2 separate regions of the Mus musculus genome follow, and region 2 is linked to region 1. The links are chromatin loops, found by intact Hi-C in ENCODE. Cell type or tissue: heart. All regions are shown on one strand. Each heading gives the region's core, and the rest is flanking DNA. Links, peaks and the distances in the headings are about the cores only.

Region 1 (9,728 bases), core at 523-8,522:
ATGAATTCATATTTGAGTTGTATCCATTTTTTGACATTACACACATTCCTTCAATTTTTCCACTACTATCAAAATTTTTCCCTTGTGGGGTGTGTGTGTGTGTGTGTGTGTGTGTGTGTGTGTGTGACATGTGTACAGGTGCCTAGGTAGACCAGGGGTTGATGTCAAGTGTCTTTCTCAACCACTTGTCACCTTACATTTTGAGGCAAGGTTTCCCACTAGAGACTGGCAGTTCAGCAAGCTAGCTAGCTTACTCCAGGAATCTCCTGTCTCCCCGTCTTAAGAGTAAGACTAACGGCTGGCCACCATGCTGCCTGGCCTTTACACAGGTACTGGGGATCTAAATGCCAGTTTGCCCATGTGCAGAAATGCTTATTCTTCCTTTACCTGTCTTCGCTGTTACAGAGGCATTGGTAAGTTACATCAAAATCAAGTTGACAAGGAGAGTGAGGCTCACACTCAGTTTGCAAATGAATCTCAAGATTCAGTGTGTGTGTGTGTGTGTGTGTGTGTGTGTGTGTGAGAGAGAGAGAGAGAGAGAGAGAGACAGAGAGAGACAGAGAGACAGAGAGACAGAGAGACAGAGAGAGAGAGAGACAGAAAGAGGGATTGAGAATCACACTTTCCAAAGTAAATATACCGCATTCAGAGCAACTCCTGAGAACACCCGTTTGTCTCTCCCTGTGGAATTAACCAGAAGGCTCTTGTGTTTGTGAATCACCCTGGTCCTGAAGTCCATCAGCTTCTAGAAGAGGAAAAGAGGATCATTCCCAGCCTCTCATGTTCAACCCAGTCTCAAAACTTGACTTTCTTACGTTCATTTAGCAGCTATACTAGGCCATGCCCCACAAGTCATTAACAAATCTCCTCCTCCTCCTCCTCCTCCACCACCACCACCTCCTCTCCCTCCTCCTCCTCCACCACCACCTCCTCCTCTCCCTCCTCCTCCTCTTCCTCCTTCTCCTCCTCCACCTCTTCCTCCTCCTCTTCCTCCTCCTCCTCCTCCACCACCACCACCTCCTCCTCTCCCTCCTCCTCCTCTTCCACCTCTTCCTCCTCTTTCTCTTCCTCTCCTTCCTCCTCCTCCTCTTGTTCCTCCTCCTCCTCTTGTTCCTTCTCCTCCTCTTCTGTACTGGGGACTGAAGCATCGCCCTGGGCAGACTAGACAGACATTCCACCAGTGAGCTCTGCTCTTAGCCCTTCAATTTCCTCTTAGATCAGGCTAGGGTTTGACCCTAATTATAGATCTAGAGACAGAAGATGACTGGGGCCTGAGGGAACGGACTTCCTCTCCAAAGGTAACCTCCTCAAACTGGGGGTTTCCAAAAGCACTGAACAGAGGAGCAAAAGCGACAGCTGCCAAGAAACTAAGAATTGGACATCTGGGCTCCTTAAGCTCCTCCCATCCTGCACCCTACAGCAATTTAATTTTATAAATCTTAATCTTTCTAGATCAGCACATCAAATAATGCTCATATAAGAGCCAGAGTAAGAGGGTAGACTGATTTGCAAGTTAGCAGTCAGTAAGATCCTGTATTGTTCTCCCTGTCTCCATTCTGAGCACCATCAGAGTCCCTTACACACTCATACTCGGGGTTTCGGTGAACATTCTAGAATGGAAACCTAGAGAGTCTCACTGCTCAGCCTTTCGATGGAAGTACACAGCACACAGCTCTGGAATCCTCTAAGCCACCCTTCACATTGCCCTGTGGCAACCAGTAGTCCTCCATGGCCCACCTTGGCTCTAATGTGCAGAGGCGTTCATTTTATTAACCATTTTGCTACTAAAGGCATGGGATTTCAGAGTTCTATCTCTGATATTAACTGGGTTTTATCATTTTTTTTTTTTTTTTGGAAATACTGAGTCTGCATGATCAGAGCCTCCTGGTTTACCTAAGAGTCTCTTTCAATAACAATGCCCCGGTTACCAGCTTTTGGATGTGTCAGGACCTAGGTTTGAGCATTAGCAACCAATTCTATGTGACTTAACTAAAAAAGGACTTTTTGAAAAATACCAAGTAGGGCACAGCATCCCTGAGAAAGCTAAGATCAGGCTCAGGAAGCAGACAAGAGCAGAGTCAGCTGATAGCAGAAAGCTAAGAATCACTGATGCACAGTCCAGTGAGGATGCTTCCAGAACTCTGACAGGAAGAAGTTGCTACTTCAGGGGAAGTTTCTCTGACACTATCACCACTAGACCCCTCATCATCAGTGCAGGTAAGTAATGTGATGGACTGGCGTCTTTGTACCACTCCTCGGGGTTCAATGTCACAGGAAGACTAGACATACCTCATTGCACATGCACACACATGCGCGCACACACACACACACACACACACATCTATACATGCATACCTATGCACATACACATGAATGCATGGGGAGGGGGGAGATAGACAGACAGACAGAGACAGAGACAGAGGACAGAGAGAGAGTCCAGTCTATCATGCTTGCTTTTCAAGCACGCTTTCAAGACTTGTTATTTTCTTTTGTTGGCCTAATACTTTGTAGCAACTTTGTGTGTGTGTGTGTGTGTGTGTGTAGTATTGTATAGATGTGGCATATGTGCTCATCAATGTATGCATGAGTAACTGTGTGTGTTGGGTATGTGTGTGTACCTATGTGTGGAGACCAGAGGTTGACCCTGGGTGTCTTCCCTGATTGCTGTCTATCTTTACATTTTCCCATTTATTTACTATGTGTGCATTGGGGAGTTGGGGTGAGGGGTGGGGTGGGTACCACAGCACACATGTGGAAGACAAAAGACACATGGCAGTCTCAGGGAATCTGTTCTCTCCTCCCATCATGTAGGCTCTTGGGACTGAATGTTCTTTACAGAGCTTTGGTGGCAAGGACCTTCACCTTGCTGCTTTTCTCGATGAATCTAAAGCTCTTAGCTTCAGCCAGGCTGACTGACCAGTGAGCTTCAGGCATCTGCTGTTGCTTTTCCATGCCTCGTTGCCCCCAGTGCTAGAGTTACAGGCATTTTGTATGTATACTCTGGGTATACAAACTCACGTCTTCATGCATGTGTGGCAGGCACGTTCCCTGCTCAGCCATTCCCAGAGACCTATAAAGAGATATTTACGTTCAACTGTTTCATGATTTAAAATAAAACAAACAAACAAAAAACCAGTGGTTCAAATTCTCTTCCCCTTCAAAAAGTTCAATTTTCTTCCTTTATTTTTTCCAGCTTCATTGTCCTCAATAAACTTTATCAAGTTTCTAAAAAAAATTTTTGATCACATTATATGTGTGAGTATATTTGTAGAATAGCTTTAAATTTATACAGCACTGAACCTTTGTATCCAAGAACATGGTATATCTCAATTTAAGTATTCTTTTCTACCCTTGAGTAATATTATAGTTGTCTTCACATGGAGTTTGCACACTTCTTCATTTATGACTTCATTGTTAGGGAAGTCGGGATTGGTCCAATCTATATTTCCCTTGAGAATTTCAAGCCCCTCCTGATGCCCTTTCAAAATCATGAGACACCATTTACAATGCAAATGGCTCCGGGATTCTGATTTTCCCTAGTCAGTAAGTCTCTCGGCTGAATTCTTCCTAGATTTAACCAGATGCTGTTACTAAATTAAATCTTAGCTTTCACGGTAGCATAAACTTGAATTTGAAGGTTTAAGGAAAATAAATTGACTTGGATAAATTGAAGGACAGACGATAGTGCACTGGTGCTACAGTGCCTCCTAGTGGACACAACGGAGCATGGCTTTGTTTACTAAGAATGTACATCTTGTGTCTGCCCCCAGTGTCATCCTACAGGCAGTTAGAAACTGGAGGAGCCTTTGTAGTTAGCTAGATCAAAAAGAGAGAGGTATGAAGAAGGAAAAGGAGAAATGATTTGTTTAAAATCCCATGGTTGGCCAAGATTTTTCGCTCTCCATCTGTCCTTAGTTCTTCAAGAATCCAGCTTCCTTCTTACTGAAACTTGATATACCTTGGCCGGTTGATAGCCATGGGAGCCTGGCCTTTCAAAAGGAAAGCCAGAGGAGGAGTGAGTAGAGAAGTGGGAGGTGTACTGTACGGGGAGGGACCAGGGGAAGAAGAGGGGGGTGGAAAGTAAGAAGGGAGGAAAGGCAGGAGGGGGAGAGAGAGATGTTACTGCTTTCTTTTCAGCACATATAAAACAAAGGACTAAAGAAACGCATATTTAAAATCCAGTTTCTATATTCACACCTAATTCACTTCCAAACCTACTTGTAAAAATCCATCTTCAGCAAATGAATTTGTTGGGAAAATGGCCAGGCATCCATACACAGAAAGGTTCTCCATCACCATAAATTAACTCATGGTATGCTGAATTAATTGTTGAAAATTACTAGAAAATATGTTCACAAACCTGGCAAATTCAGACTATGTCACACACAAATACTCTTTCTTTCTCCTCCTCCTCCTCTTCCTCCTCCTTCTTTTTCAAGATAGGGCAACACTCACACAGCCCCCAATGGAGGAGCTAGAGAAAGTACCCAAGGAGCTATAGGGAACTGCAACCCTATAGGTGGGACAACATTATGAACTAACCAGTACCCCGGAGCTCTTGTCTCTAGCTGCATATGTATCAAAAGATGGTCTAGTCGGCCATCACTGCAAAGAGAGGCCCATTGGACTTGCAAACTTTATATGCCCCAGTACAGGGGAACGCCAGGGCCAAAAAGGGGGAGTGGGTGGGTAGGGGATTGGGGGGTTGGGTATGGGGGACCTTTGGGATAGCATTGAAAATGTAAACGAGAAAAATACCTAATTAAAAAAATCACACACACAAATAAACAACTTCTGCCCTTGAAGCTGCCAGAAATATTTTTCAAAGAAATTAAAAAAAAAAAAAAAAAGATAGGGAAACACTATTTATCCTGGGACTAGCTCTGTAGACCAGGCTGGCCTCGAACTCACAGAAATCCACTTGTGTCTGCCTCCACAGTGCTAGGATTAAAAGCATGTGCTACCACCAGCTGGCAAAGACTTCCTTTCAAATGACCTGAATTTAACCCTGTTTCTTTAGTTTTCTTTTATAGAGTCATAACTGAATTATCTTGAAAAATGACTATGAAGCATTGAAAAACATCGGTGTAAACCAACACCTATTCTGAAACATAACCTTTCCAAAGGCTGCAGAAGACCAAGCCCGGGGATTAGAACAGAGATGGCCCCAGAGGGTGCTCTCACATCAATCCAGTACCGCGCATGCAAGTCTCGAAATCTCAGGAAAACTGCCCCCCCCCCACTTTGGCAGGTCTTAGTTTCAGATGATGAAAATCAGAGGCAACCGAGCACAGAGGCCCAGACATGTAGACTCAGCTACTTGGGTATCAGGAGGATTGCTTGAGTTTATGAGTTCAAGGTCAATGTGGGCTATTGAGAAAGACCCCCACTTCAACAACAAAAAGAATACGCAAGCATTTTCTAAAATTACTCTGCTCCAAGATCAGATAAACCAATAGTTTTAGGACCAGGAGTCAAATAGAACTGAATTAGAACCTGCTCCTGTCTCCTCACATTACTGAACACGCAAGTGTCTCTGAGTTGCTTCTTTATAAGATGAAAATAGCACATTTCCCTCGTAAGGGATGATATTTTCTACCAGCCTCATTAATATCTAAACAATCAGGTATTATATGATTATGATATTATAATCTTGAATCAAAAAATGTGAATTGCATATTTCTTTCCCTAAAAATAGCAGAAAAGCTATTGCAGAAGAAACATTAATATTATTTACTTGATGCTGAGGTGGGGAGGACCACAAGCGTGAGGCCTGCCCAGGCTACATAGTTCAGGCCAAGCTAAAGCTAAAACAAAACAAAACAAAACAAAACAAAACAAAAAAACCCAAGAGCTAAGTACGGGGCTCAGCAGCAGAGCACTGCAATGTACATAAAATTGCAGGATTAACACAATAGATATTCATAGTCACATAGTCATTGGCATTTAAACCTTCTAAACTGGGGTGAACTGCTCTAACAATGGTGCTACTATAACCACCTTCCTGTAAGGCTGCCTTCCACGGAAGAATGTGGCCTTGCTCCACAAGAAACAAAGTCCCACTGTTCCAGTTACAATGAATAAATCTGGTAGGATGATCATTTATCTATCTAAGAAATCTTTGTATGTAAACGTATCACTCTACTTACTCCATGGTGCAACAAAGGCTCTTGCTCTCTCAGCTCTGGTCTCCCTCCCACTGGGCCCTTCGTGGAGTTAGTAGACTAGATGTATTGGAAGTAGAGAGACCATCTTACAGCATGCTCCTTGGTGCTGATAGAGTGTGTCTTATGTTACCGATGAGCTTACTGTGTTTCATCTGGACATAGCAACTGTCAAAAAGAAACCCATCCCTGCTAGGCGTGGTGGCGCACGCCTTTAATCCCAGCACTCGGGAGGCAGAGGCAGGCGGATTTCTGAGTTCGAGCCCAGCCTGGTCTACAAAGTGAGTTCCAGGACAGCCAGGGCTACACAGAGAAACCCTGTCTCGAAAAACCAAAAAAAAAAAAAAAAAAGAAAGAAAAGAAAAAAAAAAAAAAAAGAAACCCATCCCTACTGCATTCCTTCTGGGGGTGGGGGGGACGTAGTTAAGGACCCACACACTGATAGTTGGGTAGTCACAGGCCGGCATAGTTGGTGTCTTACAGATACAATGCAACTGGAGATTTTGTGACATTGCCAACCTCACAATGTAGCACAGCACATTCCATCCCTGTCATGACATTGTTGGAGTAGATACAGCCACCATGCTGTTACACTTATGAAAGTACAGCACAGTTATGTACAATACAGAATGCTTCCTAAGGACAATAAAGGAACACAGTACCCACATGTGCGTTGCTAAGTTAGTGTTTTTGTCTTTATTTTAGAGTGTGGTCCTACGTACTAAGAAAAGTAAAACAGAAGAGGTTGGAGAAGCAGCTCCGTCGGAAGAGCACTTGCACCAAGCTCGGCATTCGACCTCAGCACCACATAAACCCAGTGTGGTGGAGTCCTGTAATCCAAGCATCCAGGAGGGAGATGCAGGAGAATTCAAGGTTGGGTCTGGAGAGATGACTCAGCGGTTAAGAGCACTGACTGCTCTTCCAAAGGTCCTGAGATCAAATCCCAGCAACCACATGGTGGCTCACAACCATCTGTAATGAGATCTGACGCCCTCTTCTGGTGTGTGTGAGCTACAGTGTACTTATACATAATAAATAAATCTTTGGGCTGGAGAAAGTGGGGCCAGAATGAGCAGGGCTAGAGCGAGCAGAAGTTCTGAGTTCAATTCCCAGTAACTACAAGATGGCTCACAACCATCTGTACAACTACAGTGTACTCATATACATAAAACAAACAAACAAATAAATCTTTTAAAACAAAAAAAGAAACTCAAAGTCATCTTCAGCTACATAACAGGCTACGTGAGATCTTTTCCAAGAAATAGAGAAGGCAGGTGATGATTTGTCTCAGTGATTAATCATGCTTGCTGCACAACTCTGAGGACCTGGGTTCAGATCCTAGCACCCATAGAACAAGCCAGGCATTATTGTATGCGTACATGTAACCCCAGGGCTGTAGAAGGTAGAGAGGGGAGACTCACTGGAGCCTATTAACTGCCTATGTAGTGAGAAAAAATAATAACCCCCAGGTTTATAAACAGACCCCCACACACGCAGAATAAGGTAGAGAGTGACAGAGGATGCCTAACAAACACCCTGGTCTGGGCCCCTCATGCATGAGCAGAGGCACAACACAGACCAGATCAAAAGGAGTTTACTTAAAAGTTTGTCATGTTAGGCCAGCAGCAGCCTCCTGATGCTGCATTTACAGTTGCTGGTTGCACAAGAGGCCATGTCATAGAGTAAATTAGCTCATACCATTGAGGCTTACGAAAGCACACTCAACGATACGCTCACAAAGATGTATCCCTGTTGTTAGTGACCATGGTTACAGTCTTTAAGCCACTCAACCCCAAAACAAAGCTTCAACAATGTTTAGACAGAGAGGAGCAGGAGAGCTGAGGAAGGGCTGGTCTGTTTGCACATGGTGTGCATGCAGCAGGCCAGCTTCTCTTGCCTGTGGGAACAGTCCTTGAAGTGTACACAGGATATTTCCCATCGGTTCTGTGAAAGGCAGGAGGCTCCAAGGTCACTGCTTGCCCCGTGTTTGATCTCCTCAAGTCCACAGTGCACACCAGTAATTTAAAGGTTGTAAAGAAAACGGCTCAGTACTGCTCTCCCTAGCAAAACATATTTGACCAACGTGCTACCTATAAACACCCCACAAAATGAATAGGTTCTGAGGCTATGGACGTCAGGAAACTGCCTCTCTGTGTTGAAAGGCTCCATCCTCTTCTCCATTCACCAAAATCCAAGTAAACAAACAAACAAACAAACCACCTCATCAGAAAGTTTCATGATTTTATGTCTATAAGAGGTGTCCACCGGAGCCCTCGAAATGCCGGAAGTGCTGATATAAAAGCCCATAAGTGGATATTCAAATCCTGCCTGTAACTGAGCCAGATGGAAAGAGAGGAGAAAAACATAAAGTTGGAGCCAACAAAGTGTAGTGATTCTTAGAGTTTTGTACAAATGTTTCTTTCCAGTATTGGTTTTCACTTAATTCCATCTGGGGACTTACTTCATGTCCTTCCAATTGTCTCCTCTAGATGGCAATAGAGGTGAAAAAAATGCCGGCAGGTCTGGGTTCTCAGTAGAGTTCAGTGGCAACAAACGGCCATAGACCACCCTTCTCCAAACACATGCCTGCTTGTTTTGTTTCTAGACAGCATGTGATTATATAGCCCAGGCTGGACTTGAATGCATCGACATCCACCTACCTCTGCTTTTGCCTTCTGAGTGCTGGGCTTAAAGGTGTACACCACCATGCCTGACCAACAAGGTTTTGTTTTGGTTTTTGCTTTTGTTTTTCCCTCAAATAGATCTAATCACATAGCAATGCAAATGATTATTGATAATGGATGAGGGAATTAACCCCCTCCCCGAACCCCCTTCCCCATGCATGTGTCTCCCACAGGCTTACGATGTTGTCTGTATCTTTAAAATAATGCTAGCTGTACTCTCCTCAGGTCCTGTGGCATGCTGGTTACAGAGGCATGGTGATTTGTGTCCTTCCTCTGGGCATCTGATACGGCCCAACTCCAAACCACCTGGTTTGCTAACGTGTTGGCTTCATTTAAGATCCGTGACAATGCTAGGTTGGATCCTCTTGTCAGCTGATGCTTGGAGCCAGCTGTAAACTGGTCCCTGTACCATCAGGAGCTGCACCGAACTGAAGCTGGGGAAGTTAGCAGAAAGGTAACACTTCATTAAAAGTGTGCAATTTACGGTTGAATTAATAAAGCAGGAGAAAAGGAGTGGAGCGGGTCCAGAGAGGAGACCTTTATGCTCTATATCAAAGCCCCACTAGGGATATTTTAAAAGCCTTACCCTTCACTGCTTCATTGAATCTCATCATTAGACAATAAAATGGGGTCTACCAGCAAGATGCTCTCCACAGAATCTGCTGACAGGGAAAAACAAGGAGGCCAGTCCCCGTAATGGATGGCATTTCAAAGGCCATACAGTGCTCCAAAGAACTCTAAATTGTCCATGTGTAGTGAGCTGGACAGGGGCTAAAAGGTGGCCCATACCTTCAACGTGGTAAAATGAAACATCTCTGAGGGGAATTAAAAAAAAAGTATAATCCATAAGTAAAAGTAAAAGAGGCAGGCGGATTTCTGA
Region 2 (9,728 bases), core at 487-8,486, 180 kb before region 1:
GTCACCATCTTATGACCAGAACAGACGCCAGACCCATATTCTGAAGATACTGGAGAAATAAAGAAAGCATGGGCCTTTAGTGATGTCTTTGAATTACTGTAATCCCACCCTGGGGCTAGAGTCAACCTCTGAGTCTCCTGTAGAATGGGATGAATTATCTCGCTGTTTAAATTTGTTCGAGCCAGACTTTTTGGTGTCTGAAAGCACTCAGTCCACACATAGCACAGATAAGAGTTGTGTCCTTTGACCATAGTCTTTATAGACTCTCCCAGACTTTCCCAGCAGGCCTTGTGCTTTGGATGGCTGTGCCTGTTTCTGACTTGTCCAGTTTTAACAACTTCCAATGAGGTTATTCAGCTAGAACCTTCCTCTTTCATATCTAATCGTTTCCAAAGTATAGTTGGCTCCATCTCTCCAACTTCTCCCTGGATGTCGGATCACCCTGGCCTGCCTCAAAGGAAACCCTGCCCAGCCAGTTTAGCCAAATCTTCTCTTCCACTGTGGTTTCCTCTTAGAAAATATCCAGCTATTAACCTCTACCCTCACCCATTGCCTTAAATTCCTACTTATCCACGCTGTATTTGGAGTTGAGCTCAACCTCTCTCCTCAAATGCAAACTTCTATCACAGTGATCAGAGTGCGAAGGTTGTGCTCTGGCATCACCTAGAATAAAATGTGTTTTAGCAGGCATTATAGAATAATTTGTTCTTTTCTTTTTGCTTCTTCTCTTCTCTTCTCTTCTCTTCTCTTCTCTTCTCTTCTCTTCTCTTCTCTTCTCTTCTCTTCTCTTCTCTTCTCCTCTCCTCTCCTCTCCTCTCCTCTCCTTCTCTCTCTCTCTCTCTCTCTCTCCCTCTCTCTCTCTCTCTCTCTCTCTCTCTCTCTCTCCTTTTTTGACATGGTCTGAATATATAGCCCTGGCTAGCCTGAAACTTGCTTTGTAGACCAAGCTAGTCTTGAACCCACAGAGGTCTGTCTGCATCTGCCTCCTGAGTGCTGGCATTAAAGGTGTGTGCCACCACACTCAGCAGGATAACTTTTCTTTAGTACATTTGTGGTATCGTCCAGGAGTTGATGAATTCTTGTGCATATTTCTAAATATTCTTGTAATTCACTCTTCCTTGAGAGCTAGACTCATTATCAGGTATCAGGTATATAGAATAAAAATTTTAAAATCTTTGTAAAGACATTTGCCTGAAAACCTGACCCCATTAATACTGACCATATGATCTTTTGAAATTCAATAGATTGGTTTATTCTGTGTGTGTGCATGTGTGCATGTGTATGTGTGTGTATGTGTGTGTGTGTGAGTGTGTGTGTATGTGAGAGAGAGAGAGAGAATAAACTTGTGTATAGGTGGAATGTACACATGCCAAGTGAATGCATGTCACACAAAAGAAAGAAAGAGAAAGACAAAGGACAGCCTTGGGTGTCACTCTTCCCAGATATCAGTCACCTTGTTTTTTTTGTTGTTGTTGTTGTTGTTTGTTTGGTTGGTTTTTTTTTTTTTTTTTTTTTTGAAGCAGGGTCTCTCTCTGGCCTGGGACTCACATGTTAAGCTGCTGGTCCCAAGGATTTGTGTGTCTCCATGTCCCTGGCCCTGGGACTCCAAGTGTGCGTCACCCCACCAAGTCTTTTCATATGGGATCTGGGAATGAACCCAGGCCTGCATGCTCACACACTAAACACTTTACTGAGCTGTCTTTCCAGCCCTATTTTCTTGGGATAACATTCACTTAAATATCTATAAATAGAAAATTAAACACAGGGTGTGGTCCCTGGTAGGTCAGCCACACCCATGAGTATATGAGCAGCACAGATTATGCTGGGCCAGTTGCTAGATTGTGAAGAGTTTGGTAAAGAGTGAGGGTAAATATGATCAAGACATATGACATCCTCAAGGAACTAATAAGAATTACATTTTTAAGAAAGTTAAACTGACCTACTTTAATGATCCCTAAATCTAAAGTCTGCCTACTTTATTTTGACCAAAACACAAGGTAGATATTAATCCCCTATAATCAGAAGCTTGTATGGAAAACATATGCTGCAAATGTCACATTTCCTCCATATCAGTGTAAGGCTTTTTCAGGGAAACCTCAGACATAATAGAATGAAAATGAAGATGGCAAGGGCACTAATTCATGTGCAGTAAAAACCTCGGTGTGCCAGGGAAGCAACCCGGCCTTCCCCACAATAGATAAACAGATAAATGATCTACCTGATGTGATATCTCAGCTTTGGCCCTAACAAGTGATAGCCCTGGCCACAGGGAAAGCTCCACATAAAAGTTCAGTTCTTTCTAAGAATTCCCTCGGTGCTTGGTGTACCCCACTGACCCAGCCCAACTTCTCCTAAACTGTTGGCCACGCAAATTCAAAACAGGTGGTCCTTGGCTGGTCACCTGATTTACTGATATAATATGCAGGAAAGAGTGTCTGTCCTTAGGCTTTATCGACTGCTACTGCCACCTTGTCCCCTACACACACACACACACACACACACACACACCCCAAAGCAAAAATCCTTCTATGAAATCTAAAATTCCAGTTGCTGATCTCCTGGCTGATGTCATTGCCAAAGCACCACCATGAGGCCTGTGACAGTCACAGTGGGAACCTGCCTCTCCCTGGGGTTTCCATCTGTTGCCATCAGAGAGAGCCCCTTTGGGGAGCTTCCATAAATGCCTAGCGCCCTCTTGCACCCCATGGGGTGCAGAGTCTTTTATATTAGTCTTCTTTAGGATTAGCTGTCGTTAAGATTGAACATACTTAATTTTCTACAGAGTAAAAAGGCTTGGAGAAGTACAGAGCTGCAGCTGAGTTTTTAATCCATGTCTACATCATTGTGTTATGTTCTAAAGTACTATGCAAATATTACCAAATGAAAATTCAATCCGTGGAATCCATGTCTTTGCAAGAAGAGCTTATAACTTATGTACTGGGCTCATTATTATAAAATTTACGTTTAAAGCAAATATTTCTGAGCTCTTATGACCATAAAATATTTTTGCTTTGTTTTGTTCTCTTAATTTTTACAAGGGAACCCCAAGGACTCACTGAGAGTCCACAGAAACGACACAATGGGTGAAGCAGGGAGCACACATCACGATGAGAGGTTTCCACACCAGCCTTCTGTGGGGCAGCTTTAAACACATACTCAGCTGTTAATAGCTGGGGTTTCACAGTGGTAACCTGCTGCAGGTCAGAACTAACTGAAAACTGAGTGTATGCACCCAGCAGGAGAAGAACAATGGTCACCTTTATTACTGGAGAAATGAAGTTTGTGTTAGTTTCCCAGGAATGTTGAACATGAAAAAAGACTTCATAAACACAGCTTTTCTCTCATCACCACATCTCCCACAGGTATGGCTGCCATCAGGGCACCTCTACCCTGCTCCTCAAGGGATAATGAATTAAACATTTGGATTGATTTTGTTTTTTTGTTTTTTTTTTTAAGCTTTCATTTTCACGTGTCAATTCCTCAGAGAAAGCAGACTCTAAGGGTGAAATTGGAAAACAAAAACAAAACAAAACAACAAAAACAAAAACTCTCACTTCAAGTTCCAGAGAAAGACGGGAATACAGAGGACTTTTTATTCATCCAATGTGCCTTGACTTCAATGCGGTTTCCCAGAGCTGAGTCTAAACTGAGACATAGTGCCCAGGGAGAGTTTTCCTGAGCACATGGGTGTAAAGAAAATATGAAGATTAAAGCAAAGGGATGTGGGGATAGAATGAAGAGTGACTTGTAGAAAAGAGAGAAGAACACCAGAAATTGCAGGTACACAAACAAGAGACAGCTGCCCCTTTAAGGGTGTGGGCCGTGAGATGGCTCAGTGGGGCAAAAGCACCCTGACAGCCTGAGTTCAACACACAGGGCCCACAGTGGAAGTAGTAAGCTGACTCTGGAAAGCTGTATACACAGTCGCACACACATGCACATAGATGTGCTCGCACACGCCCCATCATCATCATCAACAACAACAACACTAAGAATAAAAGAAAGGATGTAATAATGACTGTTGTAGCCATAAACACAAGCGTGAGGTCTCTTGCCTCAGCTCTATCTAAAGTGTGATACACACAGTAACACCGAGGGAATCTCATTGGTGGCTTTGTGGAAGAGAATTCGTAAGTCGTAACACATGCTGCCCTTGGCTTTGACAAGAGCACCTCAGAGATGCCTGAGTGGTTAGAGTTTAGGAATCCTTGGTTTAGGTGAACAGAACACAGAATTTCTTGCAAGTGTCAAGGACTTCTGTCTCCAGAGAAATAACTCCACACTTTGCCAGCCAGCAACCGCCGAATGTCCTTGAGTGTCCCCCACCAGATTTATGAGAGAATGGTTTGAAACCTTCTAGACTTCTATTTCTCGTCTACAAACTTGAAAGTTGGTGGGGGGTGGGAGGGGAAATGTTCACATTTTGTTACGATTCTAGTCTTTGCTGATCTGATGTGAGTGGTTTGTTTTTTGGTTTAGTTTGGTTTGATTTGGTTTGAGGGTTGGGAGTCCTCTTTACCCAGCTCACCAAATCGAACTATTTGATGGATTACAAGTTCCACCAGTAGAGGGGGCCTCAAGGCTTCAAAACTCATGGGAAAGGCTTGAAAGAACCTTTGCTAGAGGGAACAGAATCATCTGCTTGTTTGGCAGATGCCCTAGCCGTCCTCTCTCTGAGTAGCTTTGAAATGAATGCAGTAGCAAGCTGCAGAGTCAGTCTGACAGAGGGCGGGGTAGTCACAAGTGAGTGTGAAATTCAGCATTCAGCTTTCTCAGTGCTCTGGTTGGCTATGGTAAATGTCTGGATAAAACAGCAAAAGTCCGATGCGCAACACTTTTTTTTTTAAATCTATGTGGCAGCTGTGGGCTGACTAGGCAGCACCCATCTGCATGCATCCTGTGCTCGAATTTGGAAAGCTGGATCTTAAAGAGCATGGGTTCCAGCTCCCACCTTCCACAAATGAACGGGAAATCTGAAAACTCTGTCATGTTACTAACATGAAGATGGGAATGTGCTTGTCTGGGTGGAAATGGCACTGGCAGCCTGGTTACTATGCCCTGGGAGCCGCGCACAACTTTCGAGAGGTCATCTCCATGCCACGGGTCCCCTTTCCCAGAAATAAAAGCAGAGCAAAAGATTAGCTCTCGCTGCCCAGTGTGTGGCGCTCGTCACATGAAAACGGTGGTGATTTCACCGGCTCCTTGCGGTCAGTCCTAGGGCCTCTTGCTTTATTCTGCCTTCACTTTATGAGTTCGGAACAGATTACAGCTCAGCAGTAGCAAAACATAAATGTATCGCTCCATCATGAACACTGCGATGACAAGGACAATCTAGGCGGAGTCAGAGACTGTGAAAATGAACACATGTGAGTTTGTCTTCTCTTTCTTTTCTTTTCTTTTCTTTTCTCTTTCTTTCTTTCTCTTTTTTCTTTAAGAGTTTATTTTGGCTCCTGGTTGGAGGTTACATTTTATCATGACAGAGAACTCACAGCAGCAGGAACTTGAGGGAGCTGATTACGTCATGCACCCTGTAGGGCTGGTGAGGTCGCTCAGCAAGGGAACGGCTGTCCATGCAAGCCTAGAGACCTGCGTTCAAGGCCCATACCCAAAGTAGGAGAGCACTAACTTCCAAAAGTTATCTTCCTCACTCCCACCCACCATGTAAGCACACAAAGTAACAGTGGCCAGTAAACATAATTCAAGAGAATAGGAAGAAGGAAGCTGGGTTAAGCTCACATCCACAGCCGAAGATTTTAAGAGGCTGAATGGGCACCCATCCCTGCCAGGGCCCCACCCCAGGCGCACGCTGAAGCCAGGCAACAAAACTGCCCGAGCTCCAGGATATTGAATTTGGGCTCGGGGAAACCCAGACATCATGTAATCGCAGTTTGAAATTACAGCATCTAATAAAAGCCCACAAACTTGCCATTTAAAAAAAAAAAATCACTTATAAAGCTCTGTATTTGGTAGAAGGTAGGAGATGGAAAAGCAATGGAATGCAGGAGAAATGTCTGCACAAGGTCAAGTGTCCCCAGGGCGAGCACAGACAATGGCTGAACTGTCCTCTAAGGGAATGACCCTCTGAAGGGAAGGGAAGGAGAGCGGCCAGGAAGAGAGCCTTATTCGGAGTACCCTAGCAAGGACCACCCACCCGTTTCTTCTGTCCACATGCTTGCTCTGTGATGAAGCCAGTGAGCTTCTCCTCCTTGCCAAGGGAATTGACGTCGATGGACCCTCGCAGTTTGAGGGAGGTACTGAGCACATTGTGGCTGTGCACCTTGTGGTTGTGGGGCCCAGTATGATCACACAAGGCCACACATGCTTGGCTTAATCCTCTCCTAGCAACGCTGTTAAATCCCTAATAATTTATGAACAGGCAGCTCTGCCCTTATATTTTGTGTGGAGTTTCAACAGTTACGCAGTTAGACATTTCTGTACGTCTGTTTGCCTTCCCTACAGAGCCTGTTGGCCCATGCTAATCCTTTCAACAGGCCTGGCCATGGCTGACTGAGCTGTTTCCCCCCTGTGAGCTTGTGCAGGTCTGGGTCCTTTGACCTCTTTTAAACTTCAGGTCAGAGTCCATGTCTTATGGATACTCCAGCATGTCTTTTGCCCTTTCCCTAAAAATCCAGGACCCTGGGTTCTTTCTATTCCCAGTATTTTAAGAACTAGTTAATTTTAGAAATAACACAAAGAGCAATTGAATTCTTACAAAAAGATTGCCTGGAACAAAGCTTAGCATAATCTCATATTGTTTGGGCTCACACTTGCCCCATGAAGCATTAGATGTGGCCAACAAAGTGATCTTCAGTGTCTTTACTTCATTTTGTACAAACTTCTCTGGACCCTTCATACTTGATCTTCTGTAAATCAGAGTCTGCTGTAGATTTCAAAAGTCGTTCACTTTTTTCTTTAAAACGGTATGAGAGAGAAGTCGGGAAGGGGGAGAGAAGAAGAAGAAACAGAGAGAGTGATGTGCCACACTGCTTGTGTCAGAGACCCAGGTGTCATTCTTGCCCCCTACCTTGTTTTGATCTCTTGTTATCCGTGAGTGCATAGGAGAGCTGGCTGGCTGGAGATTCCCCTGCCTCCATCTCCCATCTCCAAACAGGAGTGTGAGATACTCCAAGTGCATCCAGTTTAATGTGGGTTCTGGGACCCACACTCAGGTTTTCAGGCTTACCCAGGAAACTCTTTATCCACTAAGCCATCTCCCCGAAAGAGGTTCCTTTGAAAAGACAATATGCAATTTAACTGTAACAAGCCATTTCTCCAGGCCTATGAACCACAACAAGAATGGGCAACTTGGCAGACATGTTGCCTCACACAAGAGGAAGGACAGAACACCCCTTTCTCTCCTAAAGCTACCTCCCAAGACAGAGCAGAGAAGAAACCAACTACAAGAAGACGGGACTAATTGTTTCAAGTAGGAGCAGGGAGGGGAGTGACAGAAGATAAAGAGGGAAAGGAGAAAGGGTTCGTGTGAACTTGGGAAATACTTCTCAATAACAAAGGTACATCATTGCTGGACATCACTGTAGTCAGTGAATGGGGAGGCGGGCACAGGAGGAGAGCGGAGAGTACGTTGCACCTTCTTACTTGGTAGAAATATTGGCAAGTGGATCCAACCATAAGATTTCAGGCCCTCCATGCTTTAATGTTTTTTGAAGTTTGATGGCTGTCACTAACCAGTTTGTCAACGTCCCCGGTGACTTCTGCAGAGTAAACGACTGGAGATTTGGTGGAGCGGAGTTTTCTGGCAGAATGTGGTGTGCACCTGAGGGTTGTCGAACTAATTATAACCTAAGTGGGGTATGGACATTCACAAGGAGTCTTCTTCCTGTGAAAATATCTGTACCTTTAAGTGTATCTCTCTTGGGCTTTGGGGAAAAGCCTAAATTACTTAGTGTTTTGACTTTACCTCTGCTGTGTAATCCTTCCTGAAGACAAAGATCCTCTGGGTGGACACTGTATTGCTTCTATGCACTGTCAGAGGAGTTCTATGAAAAGATCTCTCTCTTTCTTTTTTTAGTAGATAATTATTTTGATGTATACGGATGTTTTGACCGCATTTATATCTGTACCCCACATGTATGAAGTTCAGTCAAAGGCCACAAAAGGGCGTCAGATCTCCCGGAAGTGGATTACAGATGGTTACTAGCTACCATGCGGATGCTAGGAACAGAGCTGGAAGAGCAGCCAGTGTTCCTAACCACTAAGCCATCTCTCCAGCTTCTAAACGGGCACTCTTCAGACCTACATCCATGCTCTGAAACACCTCAGCATGGCTAAACGTCACCCGGGCTGTTTGTTTGTTTGCTCCCGTTCTAAATCCTGACACGGGATAATTTAAATCATTTTTAAAGTCTCTTGCTTGTTTTTATAACCCAAGAATGTCTTCTCAAGGACATAGGCGTGACAGCTTGAAACACAATCATCAAAGGAGAGACCATCCTTCTTACATCTGAACCCCGTACCCTATTCTGTGGTGTGGGGAGGGGAGCCCAACTTTCCTGGCATCAAAATAGTGGGACTACCATCTGTTGAGAAGACATGAGAAGGTGGCTTCCTTTGGCTGAAGCCACTTAACAAACAGACGGCTCAATCTCCTTCTCACCCCACTGCTTAAAAATCCTATCCCCGCTTCAGCAGAGTTGAATCCAGACTGAGTTCTGGCCTCTCACCAACTGCAACAGCCTTGAAAAAAATCCTCACGCCTACTTAACTTTGCCTGGTACAAGTCTTGTGCTGGCATCAATTGATGTAAAGACACTAAAGCCAAAATGTGTAGCGTTCCTCGCCCCCTGATTGCTTTAGGAAGGGTCATGGCAGCTAAGAGCTGCAGAGTCTACCATGCCTTCTTCCATCTCAGAGGCTTGAACAAGCTTGGGTTCACACTCCGTTTGTTCACCGGTCAGGGGGGAATCTCAGTACATGTCCCTGTGGAGTTTTTCAGTAAGTCTGGTGACACATGAGAGCAAGCCCAGAGATTTCCAGGTCAAGGGCCTGTTTCTCTGCAGTGTGCTTTGGTGACAGCCTTGGAGAACAAAGGGACAGTGAATCATTTCCTCTGTGCGAAGGTCATCTCTGCTGATCTTTGCAGTGCGGTGCTGACTTGAGAACCCAGCAGCTCTGAAGTCCCTTGCACTTAGGATCCTGCACCCAGCATGCCCCGCGCCTCTTGACTCCTTGCTAGCTCCTTCCAACTTTCTTCCTTCCCCTGCTGTCTTAAAAGGAAAGACCCAGGGCAGAGCCTCTGATGCTTACACAAAAGAAAAACAAATGGAGTCACACAATAACTTTAGCTGCGATCACTTCCTGGACCTCCAAGTTCCCAAAAGGGGGCGGTAGGGGGAGGGTGGTGGAGCGCATATCCATGGGCAGCTCCAGGTCAGATGTGAGGAGACAATGGCCAAAGTGACACACCCAGTTCGTGGCATCCTTGTCTGGGACTCCCTTTCTCCATCTTTGGATAGCCAATCGCTGTGTCTGCGCCTTGCTGCTCTCCAGGGCCGTTAGAAGGCTCAAATGAAATAACGTCTGTAAAGTGCTTAGTAAACTGTAAAATGCTTTACAAATGTAAGGGATTATTACAAACCACAATACAGCGGTGCTTTATGGTTTTATAAAACTACTGGCTGGAACTGCAGGAAGGGGAATCCCTCTGGTGATTTTGATTTTGGAAACAGGAGGGCTTGGGCCAGCCTGCTTGCCAGGCGTCAGACTCC

The links. A loop is a pair of places that touch in the nucleus more often than their neighbours do. Peaks named below come from ENCODE experiments on the same cell type or tissue, not always from the same donor. Only the 100,000 strongest peaks of a DNase experiment are listed, where the experiment ranks them.
Region 2: a loop joins it to region 1, with 9 times the contacts of the local background. A loop is called at or near these places in 32 of 42 quality-filtered maps.

What each region holds. Positions count from the first base shown.
Region 1 is chr2:75,780,265-75,789,992 of GRCm38, reverse strand. It overlaps Gm13657 (a long non-coding RNA gene), which reads right to left. Exons shown (of 5, transcript XR_001783382.2): 3 at 9,028-9,282; 4 at 2,863-3,070; 5 at 1-745. Among named protein-coding and RNA genes, the nearest start is that of Gm13657, 8.3 kb to the right of the region's middle. In heart, for the core only: a CTCF peak has its summit at 3,708 (motif pointing left); no DNase peak of the experiment used is centred there; H3K27ac peaks cover 217 bases.
Region 2 is chr2:75,960,087-75,969,814 of GRCm38, reverse strand. No RefSeq gene overlaps it. Among named protein-coding and RNA genes, the nearest start is that of Ttc30a2, 13 kb to the left of the region's middle. In heart, for the core only: CTCF peaks have their summits at 4,564 and 5,169; DNase peaks (open chromatin) are centred at 4,674 and 5,124; H3K4me3 peaks cover 825 bases; H3K27ac peaks cover 1,944 bases.